2 separate regions of the Homo sapiens genome follow, and region 2 is linked to region 1. A link is an interaction called in ENCODE POLR2A ChIA-PET data of the cell type or tissue named here. Cell type or tissue: MCF 10A. All regions are shown on one strand. Each heading gives the region's core, and the rest is flanking DNA. Links, peaks and the distances in the headings are about the cores only.

Region 1 (11,830 bases), core at 2,567-10,566:
CCCACTTCAGCATATCCTAAGAGCTTCCACCAAGAAGGAGGATAGAGTTGGGAGCCTGTTGGGATTTTGCTCAAAATAAGAGAACAATTGACTACAGTGGCAGAGGTGGTCTTTGAGAGGATCCTGGATCTTTAAAGCAACCTCAATTAGTGCTGGTAAAGTCCAACTGGGGCCTGTTGTCTGTTAAAGAGGGTCTAATTCAAGGCTTTAAAGAGATGATGGTTCTTAGCATAAGGGCCATTCAGTAGTCCTTCTTTGAGTGCTTAATATCTTGAGGCACTGTGCTAGAGGCCAATGGTATGAAAAGACACTGTCTCAACCTGAAGAAGCTCACAGCTTGCTAGGGAAGATAGGCATGCTAAAAAAACAAGCATGATCTACTATAAAACTACGGTGGAGGCAGAGGGGAGGAACATCCATCCCAATATGAGAAGACTTCCTATAGGAAGACTTCCTTGATGATAATTTCAAGGACAATTAGGAGTAATCAGGTAGACAAGGTGGAAAGTACATTCCAGGGTAATGAAATATGCAAAGGGATAGTGATGAAACAGAATGGTGCTTCCAAGAGAACATATGCCATGGCTTGGGTGAAGAGGGAATGAGGCAGGTGAAGTCAGGAAGGGCTCAGGTACAAGAGGAGTAAGCAGATAAGTCAGGGAAAGGGGCTGAGTGCAGGTCTCTGCAAAGGAGAGTGGAGGCCAGAAAAGTATACCCATGCCTCAGGGAGAGAGATGAGCAGGGGCCCAGCCTGTTCAGAAGCCACTGTAGGCACTGACGGGTGGGACAGAGACCAAAGCCAAAGGTCATTGAAATAAGAACAAGTTAGATAGATAAAGGAGATGTTGCAATTGCTACTAGACTAGAAAACGAAATCCACCCCAAAACAATAGAAAAAATGGACCTAAACATACCAGTTGTTTCTGAAAGCTATTCCCGTGGGCATGGCTTCTCAATGTATGGCCCAGGACCAAGTGGGACTGAGGCTTCAAGGACAGATTTCTTGAGAAGCACCAGACTGAGGCTGGGACAGTTGAGGATTGATACAGCTTATATCCCAGCAGTTTGTGGGCACTGAGAAATGAGGTCATTGTTCACTCATGTATTAGTTCATTATCATGCTGCTATAAAGAAATACCTGAGACTGGGTAATTCATAATAAAAGAGGTTTAATTGGCTCATGCTTCTGCAAGCTGTACAGGAAGCATGGTACCAGCATCTGCTTGGCTACTGGGAAGGCTTCAGGAAACTTATAATCGTGGCGGAAGGCAAAGAAGGAGCGAGAACTTCACATGGACAGAGCAGGGAGAGAGAGCAGGAGAAAGAGAGAGACAGAAGGAGGAGGTGCCACACACCTTTAAAAGATAAGATCTTTTTTTTTTTGAGATGGAGTCTCGCTCTTTCGCCCAGGCTGGAGTGAGAGGCACATCTCGGCTCACTGCAAGCTCCGCCTCCCAGGTTCGTGCCATTCTCCTGACTCAACCTCCCGAGCAACTGGGACTACAGGCACCCGCCACCATGCCCGGCTAATTTTTGTATTTTTTTTTTAGTAGAGACGGGATTTCACCATGTTAGCCAGGATGGTCTCAATCTCCTGATCTCATGATCTGCCCGCCTCGGCCTCCCAAAGTGCTGGGATTACAGGCATGAGCCACCGCGCCCGGCCAAAAGATAAGATCTTGTGATAACTCACTCACTATCACAAAAATAGCATCAAGGGGATGGTATAAACCATTCAGGAAAATCCACCTCCATGATCCAATCACTTCCCACTAGGCCCCACCTCCAACACTGGTAATTACAATTACATAGATTTGCCGGAGACACAGATCCAAACCATATCATTTCACACTGGTCCCCTACAAATCTCATGTCCTTCTCCCACTGCACAATAAAATCATGCCTTCCCAACAGCCTTCCAAAGTCTTAAATCATTCTAGCATTAACTCAAATGTCCAAGTTCAAAGTTTCATCTGAGACAAGGTAAGTCCCATCCACCTATGAGCCTATAAATCAAAAACAAGTTAGTTACTTCCAAGATACAATGGAGGTACTGGCATTGGGTAAACACTCCCATTCCAAAAGGGAGAAATCAGCCAAAAGGAAGGGAATACAGTCCCCATGCAAATCCAAAACCCAGCACAGCTGTCATTAAATCTTAAAGCTACAAAACAATCCCCTTTGGCTCCATGTCTCACATCCAGGGCACACTGGTGCAAGAGGAGGGCTCTCAAGGCTGTGGACAACTTCACCCCTGTGGCTTTGCAGAGTTCAGCCCCTGTGGCTACTCTCATGGACTGCCATTGAGTGCCTACAGCTTTTCCAGGTGCAGATTCTGCATATCCTAAGAGCCTCCACCAAAAAGGAGGATATATATAGTTGGGAGACTGCTGGGGAGCTCTTGGTCTGGTGGCCCGCTTCTCACAGCTCTACTAGGCAGTGCCCCAGAGGGGACTCTATGTAAGGGCTCCAACCCCACATTTCCCATCTGCACTGCCCTAGCAGAGGTTCTCTATTAGGTCTTTGCCTCTGCAGCAGGCTTTTCCATACATCCTCTGAAATCCAGGTAGAGACTCCCAAGCCTCAACACTTGCACTGTGTGCAACTGCAGGCTTAACACCACGTGAAGCCACCAAGGCTTATGACTTGCACCCTCTAAAGCAGCAGCCTGAGCTGTACCTGGGTCCCTTTGGGCCACAGCTGGGGCTGGAGTGGCTGGGATGCAGGGAGCAGTGTCCTGAGCCTGTGCAGGGCAGTGGGAGCCCTGGGCATGGCCCATGAAATCCTGGCTCTGTCACTTAACAGCAATTGGATCTTGAACCAATTGTTTAACTTCCACAGCCTTAAGGTTTTAAACCATGTAATGGGGATAGTACTTCCCTTTCAGGGTTATTGTGTGGAATATATAAAATAGTAACAGCAAATAAAAGTAAGCAGTCATATTGCATGCCAGGAACATTCTGAACACTCTACATTTACTGATTCAATTAATACTTACAACAACTGTATGAGGTAGTGTACTATTATCTCCCCTTTAAAGATAAGAAAACTGAGGTATGTAGAGGTTAAGTAATTTGATCAAGTTTATTCAATCAGTAAACAACAGAGCTGAGCTCAGGCATTTTGAGTCCAGAATCTATGCCCCAAATTGCTTTGTATAGGACCAAGGAAGAGGTCAAGAAACAATAGTCATTATTTTGCTGCTGCTGCGGTTGTTATAAGGCCAAATCCATGTGATTTGAGGACACTAAAATAGTACCGTGCCTCCAAGTGATTAATTTTATGGTTAGGGGTAGATTAAAACACAGGGGCTAATATTTTAAAATATTTGTTCAGCATTTACATAGAGGAAAATCTGCATGCTGGACTGGACAGTATGGAGAAGTTAAACCAAAGACAGCACTCAATGTGTTTTCCTATTGTCCAGGACAATTCAGCCCTGGTTGCAAACTTGAGAAATCCGCCAAGCAAAAAAAAGTTCTGTCGTCATGTGCATCCCTTCTTAGAGGTTGTGTGTCAACTGTCTATTGTTCATGTCTACGCTCATTCCAGGCGTCTTGTCATCTTTCTTCCAAACACATTTGATACTATCCCAGACAAGTATTCTGTTAAATGCCACTTATGCATCTGGTAACATTTGTAGGAGTGTGACAGTGTGCCTGATACACTTGTTGCCTGGGTAGCTGCCTAGCTGGCCTGCTCCTTAGTACATGCTGAAGTTGATCCCCAACCTAGGCCTCCAGGTAAAGTCTGAATTCATCTAAACAGTGGAAGAGGAAGGACAGCACTCAAATCCTGCCGCACCCTATACACACAGCACATTAGGTGCCAGCAACTATCTCCAGTGAGGGCAGATAATTTGTCAGATTATATCGAACACAGAGTTAAAAGTTGGGGTATTGAGTGGGGAAGTGCAGAGGAAAAGATGGAAGATTGAGGCAACTAAGCTGGAAAGTCCTAAACATCAGCAATTTTTCTTTTTTTAACAATCTGAAAATTTTTGGCCGAGGAGCTAGAAGCCTTTATTTCATATCTCTTTCAGAGTTTAAAAATCTTCACATCTACCCATTCCATTTGCCCAAAGAAAAGGATGCTTTAAGTGACTAAATGACAAGAGACTGCTTATGTTCCTTCTTAGGGCCTGGAAGTAACAATGCCAGGGCTGTCAGCAAAGCCTAAATGAGTCCATCTTTCCTAACATGGACTTGCGGCAATTCTGTCATGGTAGTTTACATGTGTGTGATTGGATTGACTACAAGGTTTGAATCATGTCTCTCAGTGAATGAGGATTCAACCTAAAATATGAAACCATTGTAAACTAAACAGACCATAAATTAAAAATTTTACTTACAGGCATTTAGAAATTAATTCTCATGTGCTCAAGTATTTTCATGTTTATGCTACATTATGTGATAAAAACCTATTTTTACTAACCTATTTGGCTTATTAGCAGCAATTTTCTATTAATGAACACCAAGCTGGATATTCCTTGGAGGCAAAGAGTGCACTGGATTCTCTCTATCCCAAGGTACAGACACATAGTAGATACTCATAGTAGATACTTAAATGTTTATTGGATAATAGGAGGAATTATTGTCTTTTCTTTTGTATGCAATATATTTTCAAGCGGTTAAGTTGTAATCCTTATAAAATATTGCTATTCAGATTTTCCATGACATCATATTTTACTTTAAGCTGTACTCTACCCTGCCAATATTTTCAAACAGTAAACTTTCATAGAATTTACACAACTACTTCAAAACTTAGCAATTAAATTCACTTTTATTTCTGTAATAAGAGAATATAGACTTAAAGAATTTGATGAATAAAGTCATAAGGATCCCTCCTCCAATTGATTCCATTATTGGCATTTTATAGGTAAGCTGGGTATCTTCAGGTGTGTTTCTTCCCCATGGAATTGTTTGCCCTGTGGCACTGCAAGCCTGGCACTCATTGCTCTTTAGCAAAGGGTTAAAGCAGCCATTTGTTCTCAGAGCATTTTGTTTTCCCCAAGATTTCCATTACTGCTATAAATTTTTCAGCGTGGCTTTTATGTAAATGCAGCAAGAAAGGCAAGACAGAAAAATTTATTTGTAAGCTTTAGGGGGAAAAATGAGGAATCTGAAACTGTTTATTGAAAATAAATGAATATGGAATGTAGAATGGAGGCCAAAGAAGAAATGAATATTTTGTCTAAGTACCACTTGAACAAAACCCCAGAGTAGGAGGTGGAGGCTAACATGGACTGTTTCTGGGGCAACCAAGCATACTTTTGGCTGCAGACAGGCCAAGGTCAAAATCCAAAGTCTTACTCAAAGAAGCCGTAGATCCCACTGAAAGCCAAATCCTGGGCTGGTGGTCAGAAAACTCTGAATTGGTGTGTGTCCTGAAGCAGGTCATTTGATGTCCTCGATCTGTCATAGAAACATTTCCATACCCCACCCACACTTCTGATAGGATGCTATTTTCAGTACTCCCTTGAAAGCTGAAAGTGGGTATTATTCATATCTGTATACTCAAAAACTTCACACATAGGCAGTCATTAATTCATTATGTTACATGGAAGAATTTGAGAACCTTTAAGTATGAAGTGCTTTGTCAGTACTCCGCTTTTGAATATAGGTTATATTATCATTCAGGTATGGCGACATCAACAGATCGGGAGATGACTACCAGTGGAAAGAGTTTGCTACTCACAGATCCCAAAGAAGGCGCATGCCACATTAAGGGGTAGGGACAGGTGGGGAAGGAGACATACAGGAAGGCACCAAGGTAGCTCAGGAGGCAGAGGGAATGAAGGGAAAACGTGGGCAAAAGCCTTTATTGTGGTTTCCGTGGGAAGAAATATGTGAGGCAGGATAAGGATGCTTAGGATTGGCCCATCTGAATAATTTTAATAGGTTCTGGGGAAGAAGGACTGTTCCTGTTAGTCTGGTATCTGGCCCCAGGGTGATTAGAACAGAGATAGTAGCCAGGAATGTGAGAGCCTAATAGAATAGAGGTGACTGGATTAAAGTCATGGGTTACAGAACAGTCCCTCCAGGACCAGCAAGTCCCCAAGATGTCAAAGCATAAGAAAACAAAAAGGAAGATTAATATACTTTGCATATACTCTTTTTAGGTAAACATCAAACCTATTTTACTGTATATTTTTATAGGACAAAAGTAAGGCTCAACATGATTTGAAACTGAGCCGTGGTTACATGGTAGTTGGAAGGACCAAAATTGACAACTAGGTTTCTATAAATCCAAAGGGCATGTCTTCTAGTTCTGACATGCTGCCTTCTATGTCTACTGTTTCCAGTTTGGATTGCAATATACCTCTCCTAGCTACAGGCACATAGCTAACACACACACACACACACAGACACATTCACACACACATACTCATTCACATATCAGTCTAGAATTTCTAGACTGGCAAGATAGTTCTGACAATAACCCAAACTTTAGATTCATATGGTGGAAGGGAGATTTGTATGGGAATGAGGATATTTAGCAATTAATTCTGTTTGTCACCCATATGTTGTGGACCTTGAAAGGTCATTTGGCCCACGAAGGCTGAGCACAATCCTTTCTATATAGTAGATAGTCAAATACTCTCCAAATTGACTTAGGTCTTAGTTTCCTTCCCAGTAACAGGAAGAAATTAAAATAGATATGTTTCAAGGTGATTTATATTATTAAAAATAATAATCCTCTGATATGTTACAATGCCTGAAAAACCTAATATTTTACCTGAAAGAAGACTCAACCAAAAATTATATTATCCCTGCTAGCTTATCCCCCTTCCCTGCTTATAGATCAGCAAGATTGGGTAAGCTTGGTTTCATCAGGCCAGAGTTTATGACTAAATGTGTGAGACATCCTGGGCTGTTAGGAATGAGTCACTTGGGCAGGTGGGCAGCCCGGGTGCAATCTCACCAGGAGCCCCAAAGCCTGCTTCTGTAAGAAACACTGCTACACATGCGATTACAGGAAGTAATTTGGCACTGAGCAGCCCTATTGAGTCATCACTCTTGTTCTTATACGAGACTCGATATTTCCTCTTTTTAATTAAAAAAAGAAACATGCTGGCATTCCATAAATAACATCAGTGATGCAAAAAAAGGCAAGGCACAAAGGAAGGAGAAACTGGAAGAGCCTAACCTTAGCCAGGCTTCGTCTTCCTTAAACTGTCTCCTCTGTCCTCAGCTCAGCAACACCCACAGATCACTGCTGCTGGACAGCGTCTACCCCTGCCCTTGTGGGAGCTAAAGGGATGAAGGGAGGACAAAAAAGGGGGGGACTTCTTTCAAATCTTGTGCTAATGGAAATAGAAAGAAAAAACCATTGATCATTTGAATTGGAACTTGCACTGTCTCTGTGTTACATCTTTAGGATGAGTTTGGAGACAGAGCAAAGGTTAGGAAGTGAGAAGTTGACTTTGGACTTTTTTTTTTTTTTTTTTTTTTGAGACGGAGTCTCACTCTGTCACCCAGGCTGGAGTGCAGTGGCATGATCACGGCTCACTGCAAGCTCCACCTCCTGGGTTCATGCTATTCTCCTGCTTCAGTCTCCCAAGTAGCTGGGACTACAGGTGCCCACCACCATGCCTGGCTATTTTTTTTTTTTTTTTTTTTTTTGTATTTTTAGTAGAGATGGGGTTTCACCGTGTTAGCCAGGATGGTCTCCATCTCCTGACCTCGTGATCCACCCACCTCGGCCTCCCAAAGTGCTGGGATTACAGGCATGAGCCACCGCGCCCAGCTGACTTTGGACATTTTTATTGCTGTTGAAGAGTCAATGGGGCACAATCCAGTGTAAAAAATCCCAGAGTTTTATCCTAACTTTGCCATTGTTTTTCCTTTATGACCTTGGGCCAAAACCTTCACCACTCTGAGCTTTGATTTTTATATGCATTATACAAAAGGCTAATCCTGAGTCATTCCTTTGCTCATTCTACAGTCACTCTTATGTCTTTGACTGTGTGCAAAGCACGGGGCTAAAAGTTTCCTTTAGGGAACTCAGGGTCTTGAGGGGATGGGGTACAGTCTATGAGACTTTGTGCACTTTCCTAATGTCCTAGTGAATTACTCACTCGAAAGAGGCTGTATGATTCGGAATCCCTTCCAGATTTCTTGGTCTGGGATCTGTGAGGGAGGTGACTTTGTTAATTCTCTTGGGCTCCCAGCAATGTTTTGAAATAGCAATTCATTAGATCATCTAATCTTTTAAAGTAATGAAACCTTTCTAACAATAGACTCATATGTACAATTCCAATACATAAATCCGTCAGTAATAAAGCTGCTTTGGCTGAAACTGAGGCAGAAGGTGTGGAGCTTCTTGCTTGAGCTGTCTCTGGAACACCTTCCTCTTAATCCTTTGGCACTGTAGAATACAATTTTAAAACCATTGCTTTATTACCTTTCAAAGAAATTTTCAAGTGAACAAAGTTCTCCAAAATAAATAGAGCCTTGGCACCTGAAGAAGGATGAGTTTGAGCAACATACATGGTTCTCAGCCCTTGCCCTACCTTTTGTTTCTCTGGTGTATTGGTGGAGGCCCATGTCATGTGTGAACTGATTCACAGGACCTCAAGACAAGCCAAGGGCCTAAGAACCAAATGGTAGAGGTTCAGCAGGAAAGTTGTCTCTGTGCCATGGGCAGGAGAGGCCCCATTCTGCCAGCTTAATCCTCAACTCCCACATGGTAAGAGCAAAGCAACAAAATGAAGTCTGCCTTGGTTTTATTGAGAAAATGGCCCAGGAGACATATAATAGAGATAGGTCGGAGGTATGAGAACAAACCATTTCCTACACTCTGATTTCTTTGAGGGAAAGATCCATGCCAACTGTATAATTGTTCCTAGAGAGGTATATGTAGTAAATGGAGACAATATGTATTATTGATGGGATAAATGAGTTAATTAATAATACATGTACTCTGTTTCAAAAATATTATAGAAAAATCAACGAATTTGGATGGTATCCATCCACAAGGTTAGAAAAAAAAAAAACGTTCTCAGCAAACTATCGCAAGGACAAAAAAACCAAACACCGCATGTTCTCACTCATAGATGGCAATTAAACAACGAGAACACTTGGACACAGGAAGGGGAACATCACACACTGGGGCCTGTCGTGGGGTGGGGGGAGGGGGGAGGGAAAGCATTAGGAGATATACCTAATGTAAATGACGAGTTTATGGGTGCAGCACACCAACATGGCACATGTATACATACGTAACAAACCTGCACATTGTGCACATGTACCCTAGAACTTAAAGTATAACTAAAAAAAAAAAAAAAGAAAAAAGAAAAAAAAACAATGTATTGTAAAATTATAAATTTGGGGCCATGACATATTGATCTTTAAATGCCAACATCTAGCATAGAGTCTAGCACATAATAGGCTATTTTAGACCAGTTAGGCTGGTGTGGTGGTCTTTAATGATACTCTAAATGCACAGTAAGATTGTACTTTCTGTCCTTGATTGGGGTCATATGACCAAATCTGTCCAATGAGTTGTGGGTGAGGAATGACGTGTGTGACTCTCAGGCTGATTGTGCAATGGCTGATGTAAGACTCTCCAGGACTCTTTTCTCTGTATCAGACTGACCAGTAATAATGCAGACGGTGGCTGCTCCATTAGTCTGGGTCCCAGAGAGAGGGTAACAAAGTGGGTACATAGTGGAGAAGATTCCTCAGACAACCTTCAATGATCAAGTAATATGAGTAAGAAACATTTGTGGTTTAAACCGCTGGGTTTTTAAGAAACCACATTATAACCTAGCTTATCCTAATTGATATAGCTAGGCTACAATAATAAATCGATCCAAGCACTTAATTGCTTAGTAAAATAGAAGTTTAATTTCTGCTCACTAACTGTTCCATGTTGGTAGGTGGGAGTTGAGGGCACACTGGTCTATAGTTACTCATGATCCAGGAGGATGGCCACTTTGCCATATTAAACGGTTTTCAAGGTCACTCAGTGGGCTTCCCCATTTCAGTTATATCATTTTACAGTCTAGTCACGTGACTACACCTAATCGCAGAGAAGGTGGAAAAACATATAGCTGTGCCCAGGAGGAGGAAGTTGATTTTGGTAAACAGCAGTATTTCCCACATAGGGATTCAATAAGTACTTGTTGAACAGAATAAATGAACATACATAAATGCAAACGAAAGGCTAGGTTGCTAAGGGCTTTTTGAGTTTACAGACCACTGAATCATTTTATCTAAGCAGACATGTACAAAACCATTCATGGCACTACAAAACCCTTCACAGCCTCTATTCTCTAACCTAGTGTATAAGTTTCTACTTTTTTGAACCCAATCTATACTTCATGACTGTCATATGCCTAGAGTGATATTCAAAATAGTTAACTTATATGACATGGGCTCTGTCCTGTCAGAACAGATTTTGCCCAGTGAATAAGAATGGATCCCAATTGTAAATACTGGTAGAGTAGTCATATTAGGTGAACGTGAGATCTGCCTCTCGCCACAATGACCACGTTGTCCAAACCAAAGATCAGGTCAGAACATGTAGTCTATCAAGTGTCAAGGTTGAAATATTAAATCATATAAATATTCAATTCATTATATTAAAATATATATTTACATAAAATTCAAACTGTCCAAAAATATCCAGGATGAATGGCCGTCATGTTCATACAGGAAATTGGAATCCTTGTACTTCCCCAGCACATAGCATATAAACAAAAGGTATAAACAAGAGGCTATGGAGGGAGGTAATCAGAAAAGATTTCAGAGGATGGGTGGCATTTGAGCTAATTTGGAAAGGTAAGCCATATTTTGACAGTCAGAGATGGTAATGGTAGAAAGGACTTTCTAAACAGAAATGCCAGCATATGAGACGTTTTGATTTTGCCTTTCTTGTGGCATTTATTCTGGTGTATTTTATATTCAACTTTTGTGACGATTTGTCTTATCCTCCCTGCTAGATTGTGAGATCCTTAAGGGCAGAGGAGAACTTCATTCTCTGCATCTCTTCTGCTTTCTGCAATGATCTATGAATCATAGGTATCTACTAAGCATCTATTGGCTATATAATAAAAGGTAGAATCATTCAACAGGGAATGAAGTAAAGTTAAAATACGGTAGCACAGTTTTAGCAAAAGAAAAGCCTTATTTAAGAATTCTGTACCTTCAGAAGTCAACCTTAGAGATCCATGCAGTTGAGGCAGAAAATAGCCACTGTCCCAGGTCCTTCCTTCCCACTGCTTGTATCTACCCCCTATCTTTGAGCTGTTTGTCAGTTTCTATCAGGCTTGCTCCCATGGGCACCGTCTTCCTCAGACGCTGGTTTACCTTATTTGTCTCCTGGTCAACCTCACTCACTTTCTCTATTCTCTACAAACTCTAGGCCTCCCTGCTTTACCTTTTCCTCTCCTTGGCCTCCTTTTTCCTGTCCTTTCTACTGATCAATGCATTTCTGGTCATACTGGCAGCTGGATCCACTCTTCATCCAGCTGGGTCCAGCTATCTCATTCTTGTGGTGTTTCTGAACAAATAAATTAGAACTTGGGAAAAGAGAATTAAAGGATGCAATTATTTCTACTTTCAAAAAGCCTTTGACTAAATTATATACTAAGTGATATTTTTTTCCTAACAACGTCACAGAATTAAAGAGATATTTTTTCTTCGTAGCTAGGGAACTGGCATCGATCCAGGAATGAAAGGATTAAAATAAATGGGCATGCTATGACAGAATGCTAAGAGTAGGATCACCAAGATATTAGATTCTTGATCACTGATATTTAAAGTTTTGGCCAATGAAGAACAAGAGGGAATATCCAGTTAAATTTTCAAGTTTGCAGATAACA
Region 2 (11,830 bases), core at 1,271-9,270, 130 kb after region 1:
TTCTTGGAACTGTATTCAATGTGCTAAGCCTCGGCTGCCCCAAGCAGAATGCCTTGTCCATCTGTGCCCAGAAGATGCTTGCATTGTTTTCCATCAATCTCTCTCTCTCCAAAGGAATTAGATGAGAAAGGATGTCTTACTGCATTGTTGCCAGTGTTCCATAACAAGAATCCTTGGGGTGGCTCTCAATAAGAAAAAATCAAGCCTGAGTTAGAAAGCCATAATTGCATTGCTTTCAGTAGGCAAGACTAGACAGATATAGCACTGTGATATATGCAGGGTATATCCTGGATTTTTTTCTCACCTCCTCCTGCAGAGCATTCCTTCTTGCTCTAGCAACCCCAGTGTGATGGTTAATTTTAGGTGTCAACTTGACTGGATTAAAAGATACCCAGATAGATGGTAAAGCATTCTTTCTGGGTATGTCTATGAGGGTGTTTACAGAAAAGAGGCACTAGGGTCAGTGGCCTGAGTAAGGAGGATCAACCCTCACCCAATGTGGGCAGGCACCAAACAATTGGTTCAGTGTCTGGATAGAACAATGAGGTCAGAGGAAAGATGAATTTTCCTGTCTTCTGGAGCTGGAACACTCATCTTCTGTTACTCTTGGACATCCAGGTTCTTTGGCCTTTGGACTCTAAGACTTGCACCACTGGCTTCCCAAGTTCTTGGGCCTTTAAACTTGGACTGAGCAATGCTATCAGCTTCCTTTGTTCTCCAGCTTGCAGATAGCATATGGTGGGACTTCTCAGCCTCCATATTTGTGTGAGCCAATTTCCATAATAAATCCTCTCTCAAACATTTCTGTTGATCCTATTGGTTCTGTTTCTCTGAAGATCTATAACTAATATACCCAGTTCCTTGCACTGTTCCCACAGGTTCCTATAACCAACCCCACCACTTTTGCTGTTTCTGCCCTCTAGGAATTTTTTACTGCTTCTTCCCCCATCAAAATTGGACTTTCTTCTATTTAATGTCAATTTTTCTTAATTATGGTAAAGTAATTCACATAACAGCAGTTTATCTCGTTGTCTCACCTGATGTGACAAATGAATGAGAATCCAAAAGAATGATTGTAATGGAATTTTGGGCCCTCATGGGCCACCGTTGAGGTGTTTTTTATATAAAGTTTGAATATATGTCCCTGCCAAATCTCATGTTGAATTATAATCCCCAGTGTTTGAGGTGGAGCCTGATAGAAAGTGTTTTGGTCATGGGGGGTGGATTCCTTATGGCTTGGTGCTGTCCTTGCAATAGTGAGTGAGTACACATGAGATTTGATTAAGTGTGTAACACCTCCCTCCACTACCCTCTCTTGCACCTGCTTCTGCCATGAAACACCTGCTCCTGTTTCCACCTTCCACTATGATTGTAAGTTTCCTGAGGCCTCCCCAGAAGCAGATTCTGGCACCATGCTTCCTGTACAGCCTACAGAACCATGTGCTAACTAAACCCCTTTTCTTATAAATTACCCAGTCACAGGTATTTCTTTATAGCAATGTAAAAACGGCCTAACACATTTTTAAAAGGAGCAACTATGTTGACACTTTCTTCACAGCACATAAAGAAAACACCTACCCCCCATCCAATAGGGTTTCCATAATTATTTGCTTATTTAATTTTTTTAAATAGGAGATGAAACTTTCTACTATGATTCCTGCTATCTCAAGTTGAACCGTACCTATAGATACCAAGATTTATTTGATAGTGAAACAAGCATGTAGAGCAAGCATATGGCAACATTTTAGATAATCTTTTCTCAAACATTACTATACATGAGAATCACCTGGGAATCTTGCTAAAATACAGATTTTGATTTACTAGGTCTGTGGAGGAGCCTGAGATTCTGCTCTGAGGTGATGCCTATGCCACTGATACCTGGTCTATACATCAAAGAGTAAGGATCTATAGGGTGAGGGCAGAACTTGGAATGAAAGAAAGGGAAGATGAGATCATTTCTAAATAATTTCCTGGAAGAAATGGAAATAGGAGATGTCATTGACTTAAACATAAAATATAGCAGACTATTAAGATCCTCTAAGGAAGAGCCTGCTGTACTGATTCCATTTTTTTTTTTTTTTTTACCATTTAGTCTTAATTCACCTGCATTTATAGTACATTTATTTATTTGACAAATACTCATTATACTTATGTGTTCCATGGGTAGTGCAAGTCATTGAGGAGAAAGGTAGTCAAGGTTGGCATCATTTTCACAAACACAGAGCTGAGAGAATATACTAAAAGCTATGTAAAGGAAGAATATACCAAAAGCTATGTAAAGGAAGAATAATAGTTAAATTTTATCCCATAATCAGATATATACAAAATGGCCATTTAACAAAAGGCTAATTTCTGAATTCAGTTGCTTTTTTTACCTCTCAAATCAATCTGAATGATCATAAGGTAGAATTTTATCATTAATGCTTAGTGAAGAAGTTGTACATGTAGTACATTTTCTTCTTCCGAACCACACCTCACAAATTCCCACAGCTCAGAACTATAGAAGATGCCCTCCAAAGAGGTGAAATTTATTTTGAAACTTATTCATGTATGTATAAATTAACTCATTGGAAATCATTTGTGGCATGTCAACTTTGTGTCATACTGCACTCAGTATTCGGGCCCAGAGATGAAAGTACATAGTAATTGTGTTCAAGGAGCTCAGCTGGAGGTATTTTAATTTGAACACAATCTGGCAGTAAAGTCAGACCATTGTCATACTTAACAGCACGGTAAAACTGACAGTTTCAGTGATCCTGAGGAGAGTTTCTGGTCCAACTGAGCTTGGAGCCTATGATTTCGGAAGACCTCACAAGTATCTCAGGAAGTATACACCATGACCAAATGGGAAAAATCCCAAAAATGCCAAGTTAGCTCAACATATAAAAATCAGTCCATGCAATATGCTATATTAATAAAAAATTTAAAACCACATGATTACTACAATCAATGCAGAGAAAATATTTGACAAAACCCAACAATCTTTTATGAAATAAAAACAAACAGCAAACTAAGAGTAGAGGGGAATTTCCTCAACCTGATTATGGTCATCTAAGGAAAACTCACAAGTAATATTATACTTAATAAAGACTGAATGCTTTCCTTCTAATATTGGAAAGATGACAAGGATGTCTACTCTTGCTACCTCTATTCAATACTGTACTGAAGAGTCTAGCCAGGGAAAGTAGGCAATAAAAGGGAATAAAAGTTATCCAGACTGAAAAAAAAATAAAACTATCTCTTATATGTGGGAAGTATTAAGAAATATATATGCATGCACACACACACATGAACACACACAAATTATTAGTACTTATAGACAACCACTGCAAGGTTACAGGACACAAGATAAACATGCAAAGTCAATTGTACAGTCTACACACTCACAGTGAACAATCTGCATATAAAATTAGGAAAACAATTTTATTGACAAAAACATCAAAAAGAAGAGAATACAAATAAATTAACAGAAGAAGTGCAAGATTTATAAACTAAAAACTACAAAACATAATCAAAAGAAATAAAAGAAGACCAAAATAAATGGAAAAATAGGCCATGTTCACAGACTAAAGACCTAATATTGTTAACATGGCAACATTCCCCTAACTGATCTACAGATTTAATGCAATCTCTACCATAATTCCAGCTGGCTTTTTTGCAGAAATTGACAAATGGATTCTATGATTTGCAAGAGATCTAGAATAAGCAAAGCAATTTTGAAAACAAAACAAAGTTTGAGGTCTCATACTCCCTATTTCCAAAACCATTTAAAAAAAGAATTATAGAACAAAATAGAGCTATAATCATTAGGACAATGTGATACTGACATAAGGAAAGACATGTAGATCAATGAAATAAAAGTGAGAGTTTTGAAATAAAACCTCAAATTTATGGTAAACTAATATTATTTTACAAGGGTGCCAAGGCAATTCAACGGAAAAAGAGCCATCTTTTCAACAAATGGTGCTGACACAAATGTTTATCTGTACGCAAAAGAATGAAGTAGGACCCCTACCTCACACCATATACTAAATTAAATTGGAGCAAACATCTAAATGTTAAAGTCAAAATTCTAAAACTCTTAGAGGAAAACATAAACATAAACCTTTATGACTTTGGATTAAGAAAGCATTTCTTCAATATGACACCAAAAAACAAGCAACAATGACAAAAACAGAAACAGACAAATTCAACTTTATCAAAATTTAAAATTTTTGCATTTTAAAGTACACTATTAAAATAGTGAAAAGACAACCCATAGAATGAGAGAAAATATTTACAAATCATATATCTGATAAAGGACTTCTTTGCAGACTGTATAACAAACTCTTACAACTCAACAATAAAAAATAAATGACCCAATTTTCAAATGGGGAAAGTATCTGAACAGACATTTCTCCAAAAATACACAGATGGACAATAAGCAATAAAACTTTGCTCAACATTACTATTCATTAGGGAAATAAAATCAAAACTACAATGAGATATGACATCACTCCCACTAGGATGGCTATAATAATAATAATAATACTTTTTTTTTTTTTTGAGACGGAGTCTCGCTCTGTCATCCAGGCTGGAGTGCAGTGGCATGATCTCAGCTCACTGCAAGATCCACCTCCCGGATTCATGCCATTCTCCTGCCTCAGCCTCCCAAGTAGCTGGGACTACAGGTGCCTGCCACCATGCCCGGCTAATTTTTTGTATTTTTAGTAAAGATGGGGTTTCACCATGTTAGCCAGGATGGTCTAGATCTCCTGACCTCATGATCTGCCCATCTTGGCCTCCTAAAGTCCTGGGATTACAGGTGTGAGCCACTGCACCCAGCCAATAATAATAATTTTTTAAAGCAACTAGCATTGGCAAGAATATGAAGAACTGAAACACTCATACATTACTAATGAAAATGTAGAATGGTACAACCACTTTGGAAACAGTTTGGTATTTCCTTAAACAAAGAGTTGCCATATGATCCAGCATTTACCCAAAAGAATTGAAAATATATGTCTACAGATAAACTTGTACACAAATGTTCACAGTAGCATTATTCGTCATAGCCAAAAAGTTGAAACAACCCAAATGTTCATCAACTGATAAATGGATAAACAAAATGTGGTAAATCCCTACAATGAAATATTAATCAGCCACAAAAGGGAAAGAAATACTGATACAGGATATAACATAAATGAACTTTTATGTAGTAAACAATTTAACTTCACTCAAAGCATGGTCTGACATTTGCCCTTGACTCCTGGGAGGTAATCTCCAGGCCCTTGGAATGTCCTGTCTGAAAAAATATCTTTGTTTGCCTGGGATCCTTGGGCCAGCCAGATACTAACAATCTAATTTAGGGTGAGGGCTTTGGGGCATGTGGTATCAGTTGACCTCCAGAAAGAAAGTCTGAAGACTGAAGTCAGCCATGTGAGCAGCCAGCCAGGTTTATGTGATCAAGCTCCAATAAAGACCTGGACACCAAGGCTCTGGTGTACTTCCCTAGCTGGCAATATTCCATGGGTACAGTCACATATTGATACCAGAAAACTAATGGCATTGGCAAGAATATGAAGCATTCTTGCCAAAGCTGTCCATGACTCATGAGTAAAGAACAACTGGCAGTTTTGCTTTTGGTACTTTTTTGAACTCTGTTCTATGCACCTCTTCCTCTGGCTGATTCTAATCTGTATCCTTTAGCTGTAATAAACCATAATCATGAGCATAATAGCTTTCAGTGAGTTTTGTGGGGTTTTATCTTGATGGTCTTGGGAATCACCAAACTTGCAATTAGTATCAGAAGAAAGAGTGGTCTTACAGACTGTTCCTCTAACTTCTGAACTTTGAAAACATTATGGTAAGTGAAAGAAGCTAGATACAAACGTTATGCATTTTAATACATTTTAAGGAAATGTTCAAAATAGGCAACTACGTAGAAAAAGAAAGTAGATTAGTGATTGCCAGGGGCTGAGAAAGAAGAAAACGAGGAGTGACTGTTAAAGGATATGGGTTTCTTTCAGGAGTGAGGAAAATGTTCTAGAATTAGATAGTGTTGATGGTTGCACAACTGTGTTAGTACACTAAAGCCTACTAAATTGTACACTTTAAAGGAGTGAATTTTGTGATACATGAATTACATCTTTTTTAAAAAGCTTAGTATTTGTGCCCCATAGATTTCCTTTGACCAGGCCCAGAGATAAAAAAGAAAAGGGGGATTGACTGGAGCTGGTAATTTAGTTACCCCAAATGCACTAATAAGCCAAGTCTTGCTAGGGGAATAATTCCTTAGCATGCCTCTATGTGACTTCTCAGGAGAGGCTTCAGTGGATGAGGGACTAGGGGAGCAGAAGTAACAAACAGAAGCTAACAGCCTTGGGCTCTGCTCTTCATCTCACACATACCCTCTGGATAGACAGTAAAATTCAGTGTCAGTTTCTCCATAAAAATTTCCTGTTTAGAAAAAAACCACCTCTTCTGCTTTCTTTTCTCATTAAAATGTCACTTCTAAGTCATTTAGAAAGGGTCAGGTTGCATGTTGGCTCAAAAACCTTTGACAGCTACTGTAATTGCCTAGAGGTTAATAACAGTGATGTCTCTCACAAGTTCAATTTTGAAGTTTCTGCCAAGCCATTACATGTAACCAGGGTAAAGAAATCAAAGGACATTAGAGAGAAGAGAAGAAAACCCAATCTCATCTACCTCTGGACCGTTACCTCTTCCTTGGGACAGGACAAGTTTCTAAGTTGCTGTTCCCTGGTGTAGTTGCATTAGCTCTGATATCTGATCCTGAGTTCTGCCACTAACTAATCACATCATCGTCTCAAGCAAATTATTAAGTATTTTTGCTACTTTTTTTTTTTTGAGACACAATCTCACTCTGTTGCCCAGGCTACAGTGCAGTGGCACAATCTTGGCTCACTGCAACCTCCACCTCCTGAGTTCAAATGATTCTCCTGTCTCAGCCTCCCAAGTAGCTGAGATTACAGGTGCACAACACCATGCCCAGCTAATTATTGTATTCTTACAAGAATAGAGATGGGATATTCTTATAAGAATAGAGATAGGGTTTCATGATGTTGGCCAGGCTGGTCCTGAACTCCTGGCCTCAGGTGATCTGCCTGCCTGGGCCTCCCAAAGTCCTGGGATTACAGGCATGAACTACCATGCCTGGCCTTATCTTTGCTATTTTTAAAAATGGAATACTGCCACCCCTCCTGCTCTGCCTCAGGGCCATCTTGACAAAACTCTTTTATATACTATTACTATAGGGTGAGGCAGAACAAAGACGAACGTGTGCATAGGGTGCTCCAGAAACACCATGAAAGGGCAGTCGCTGAGCTTAGGATTGGGTCAGGAAAGCTTCTTGCACAAAGATAGACATGAATTACTATATTATTATTATTATTATTATTTATTTGAGCCAGGGTCTCACTCTGTTGCCCAGGATGGAGTGCAATGGCATGATCATGGCTCATTGCAGCCTCAACCTCCTGGGCCCAAACAATCCTCCTGTCTCAGCCCCTCAAGAAGCTGGGACTATAGGTGTGTGCCACTGTGCCTGGCTAATTTTTTAAATTATTTATAGAGATGAGGTCTCAATATGTTGCCCAGGATGGTCTCAAACTCCTGGACTCAAGCAATTCTCCCACTTCAGCCTCCCAAAGGGCTAGGATTATAGGTATGAGCCACCATGCCCAGCCATAGACATGCATTAAAATAGCATCTTTTATCATCTGGAGTTGGTTACTTTTAGGAAATAAAACAGAAGATATCTTAAAAACATGTTCAAAGGGTGCTCTAATTGCTTGTGTCTCAAGCATCATGGTATCAATTTTTCCTCTTTTATGGTCATGTAATCACATTTAATTCCTTCTTTCTATTCTTAAAATAAACATCCTAGAGGGAATTATGTTCTCCATTCTACAGATGAGAATACTGAGTTGATAAAGTTTGCATAACTAACTTAAACTTCACTTAACTGGTCAGTGGCTGAGATGGGCTTTGAACCATAGTTTTCCAACTACCATATTCACACTCTGTCTACCAGAGCAGTGGCTTCCAGATCTGGTGATAATCAAAATTGCCTCAAATGCTGTGAGAATCAACAGACATAATACCCATTGCTACATCTTGCTGTCCATCTATTCTATTCTTAAGAGACTTTAAAAAATTCCATCTTTAACACAGTGCTGCATCTTGCATGTTTTCCTTGGGTATTCCTTTCTGAGAGAATTCTCTAGCTTGAGTCTGGGAGTCAGCATAGTAGAATGGGCAAGCACATGAGTTTGGAGCCAGTATCTGAGTCAAAATCTTTGTTCACTATATGATTTTAAACAAGTTATTTGACCTTGCTATGTCTTTGTTTACTATGCAATGGGAATAATGTATCCTTCAAAGATTAAATGAAGAGATTACAAAGATTAAACAAGCTAATGATGTAAAATAGCTAATGAGGTGCTAGGCACAGGGTAATGTTCAATAAGTCACATCTCACGGTACTCTAGCTCACCCCTCTTCAGAGGAAAGGAAAAGAAGTCAAAGGAGCCAGAATCCAAGCCCATTTAAACAGTCTATCCCTGGCCAGCATTCTGGTCAGGGGCTGCTCTTCCCATGTGACCTTCCATCTAGCACTTGAATGTTGCTGTTATGGATCCAGATGTTTCCCATGTATTTGTTTTTCAAATCAACTTAAAACTGGCAAAAGAAAGATCATGCTCCTTCAAAATTAGAAATCCAAATGCTAATGAAAATCCAATTCACCTACTATGTAATGATTACCTACTATGACAGTCACTGGAAGATTAAAAAAGACAAATAAGCAGGACATAGTCCGTGCCTTTGAGGAACATGTGTTTTATTAGAGAGAATTAGATAAGGTCATAAATGACAACAGGCATACCTTGTTTTATTGTGCTTCATATATTGTACTTCGTAGATATTGCTTTTTTTTTTTTTTTTTTTTTTTTTTTTTTTTTTTTTTTTTACAAATTGAAGGGTTTTGGCAACTCTGCATTGAGCAAGTCTATTGGTGCCATTTTTCCAATAGCATATGCTCACTTTGTGTCTCTGTGTCACATTTTGGTAATTTACAAAATATTTAAAATTTTTTCATCTTTATTATATCTGTTACAGTGATCTGTGATCAGTAATCTTTGATGTTACTATTGTCATTCTTCCTTTGGGGAACCATGAACTGTGCCCATGTAAGATGGTAAATGTAATCAATAACTGTTGAGTGTTCTGACTACTCTGCCACCTGATCATTCCCCCATCTCCCTCCTTCTCTCTTCTTGAGCCCCCCAATCCCTGACACAATAATATTAAAATTAGGCCAATTAATAAATCTACAATGGTCTCTAATTGTTGAAGTGAAAACAAGTCTCACATTTTTATGTTAAATCAAAAGCTAGAAATGATTAATTTAGTGAGGAAGCCATGTCAAAAGCTAAGATAGGCTGAAAGCTGGGGCTCTTTTGCCAGTTATCCCAATTGTGAATGCAAAGGAAAAGTTCTTAAGGGAAATTAAAAGTGCCACTGCAGAGCCAGATCTTGAGTCTGAGGTGTTAAGAGTTTACCCTGAGGCCAAGAGAGAAGCCACAGAAGGTTCACGGGAGGGGGAGGACATGAGACATCCAACAGGTCTGAGTTCCTCTCACAGCAGTAGGCTTTGGTCTGAGTCAGGATGAGTCTAGGACTTGCTCCCCAAGGGACTGTGGGGACTGGGAGGAGCGGGGGAGCAGGGAGAAGGTCCAAGCTGAGGGGAACGGCAAAGAGATGTGAAGGAGATGCTCTCTGATCAGGACACACTCAGAGGTACCCATTTCACGTTGCTAACATGCCAGTCGCTGTGCACTTCTCCATAATGGAGATGTTATCATTATGAGGAAACTGAGGTTCAGAGAAGTCGAGAGACTTGCATGAGATCACACAGTGAGAAAGTGGCCCGGTTCAGAGCCCACACCCTTAACCCCATATTCCACTGCCAGATAGGACTCCCCAGACCCCATGTGGAGCTGGGTCAGTGGGGCCTCTCCCACTTGCACCTTATCTGACTCCAGGTCCCACCCTGAGACAGGCTGGTTCCAGGTGGTAGTGAGACGGGACCCCCTGGGACCATGCCAGGCTGGGACGGCCACCATCTGAGGTCGCCCCGGGTCCTTTCCCCTAGCTATGGAGACCAGGTGCAGCACTTCAAGGTGCTGCGCAAGGCCTCGGGGAAGTACTTCCTGTGGGAGGAGAAGTTCAACTCCCTCAACGAGCTGGTCGACTTCTACCGCACCACCACCATCGCCAAGAAGCGGCAGATCTTCCTGCGCGACGAGGAGCCCTTGCTCAAGTCACCTGGGGCCTGCTTTGCCCAGGCCCAGTTTGACTTCTCAGCCCAGGACCCCTCGCAGCTCAGCTTCTGCCATGGCGACATCATTGGGGTCCTGGAGCATCCAGACCCCCCACTGGTGGCGGGGCCAGTCCTGCGGGCGCGTTGGCTTCTTCCCACGGGGTTATGTGCAGCCCGTGCACCTGTGAGCAGCCCGGCGGCCGATCTGGCCAATGGGCCATTTTACAGGAACTGAGGTCCAGAGAGGACATGGACACCCCCAGCCCGGTCAGAGTCACACGGGGCTCAGTGGACTGCCTTGGACTGAACCGTGGGCTTCTAACTGCCTCCGGCCACTTCGCACAAACTGGGATGGCCCAGGTTCCCCAGCAAGGTTACCCAGCAAGGGTAGCTCCAGGGCTTCCTGGCTGGTTGCCTCCCATTGGCTGCCAGCTGTGTGACACCACAGGGCGGAGTCTGTGGAGACCCCACCCACCTCCTCTTGTCAATGGCCCCATCTGCCAGGAAGGTTGAGGACTCCTAGGTTTCACCCACTGGAGGCTCAACCTGAGGAACCCTGGCCATGGTGGGTGGGTTCACCTTGGGTTGACCACCCACTGGGCCTGCCTACCCCTCCTTCAAAAGGCCCCTGGAGTTGTTCGGGCTGTTGGGAGGTGGCTCAGCCTCGAAGGACAGACTGCACACCTGTTGACCTAAATTCACTGGACAGACTCCAGGTGGACACCAACTCCTCAACAGCCCCATGACTTCAGCTCCACCTGGGGCACCCAGCACCCCCTGCCCCACCACAGGGCTAGAGGCCCTGAGACCCTGAAAAAGGGGCAGGCAGTAGGGAAGGTGGAGGCACACTCCTCTTCTGTTGGACAGGTGAGCTCTGAGGGCAAGCCCTGGGCCTAGCCATGCAGAGACCCTGGCTGCCCTGGCTCTTGTTTGTTTAGGCCCAGATTCTGCCCAGACCAGGGCCCAGGAGAGCTCTCAGGAGGCTGAGAAACCTCCAGGGCAGACAGAAAGTTGGGGCCAGAGCTGGGTTTTAGAGATCCTACAGGATCCCACATGGGACAGCTACCTAGGTGGGGCACGGCCCCTACCCGAGAACGGGAGGGTCCTCCAGAGAATGTGCCACCATCGAGGATATGAGCAGGGCCTGTCCAGAGCCTGGGCACCTTTGGGAGCAGGAAAAGTGAGGTGGGACTTGGAAAGGCTTTGAATGCCAGGCTGATGGTCGAGGGGCAAGTGGGCAGGGAGGGAGTGCAAGGAGGCTCCCACTGGCATTTGGTAGCAGGTGGGTGGAGGGAGGAGCCCCTGGAGATGGCTGCAGTCCCTTAATGAGGGGCCTTGCTCTGGGCATGTGGGGCTTTCCCTCCATCCAGAGCTGGCCCAAGACCCTTGGAGCCCTGAGTGCTGGCAAGTCTCACTGCTCCTGTGTATTCAAAAGGAAACAGTAAAACCAACATCAGGATGTCCATCAGAAATCTAATTTTCTTTCCAAAAAAAAAAAAAAAAGTG

The links. ChIA-PET counts read pairs that join two places held together with the same protein. Peaks named below come from ENCODE experiments on the same cell type or tissue, not always from the same donor. Only the 100,000 strongest peaks of a DNase experiment are listed, where the experiment ranks them.
Region 2: POLR2A ChIA-PET joins it to region 1 with 6 read pairs; 1 of 35 experiments calls an interaction of 5 or more read pairs at or near these places.

Annotation. Positions count from the first base shown.
Region 1 is chr1:209,032,596-209,044,425 of GRCh38, forward strand. The region is part of intron 1 of LOC107985255 (a long non-coding RNA gene); the gene reads right to left. Among named protein-coding and RNA genes, the nearest start is that of LINC01774, 66 kb to the left of the region's middle. In MCF 10A, for the core only: no CTCF peak of the experiment used is centred there; DNase peaks (open chromatin) are centred at 6,926 and 9,526.
Region 2 is chr1:209,162,864-209,174,693 of GRCh38, forward strand. It overlaps the pseudogene LOC100652908. Among named protein-coding and RNA genes, the nearest start is that of LINC01696, 160 kb to the right of the region's middle. In MCF 10A, for the core only: no CTCF peak of the experiment used is centred there; a DNase peak (open chromatin) is centred at 5,538.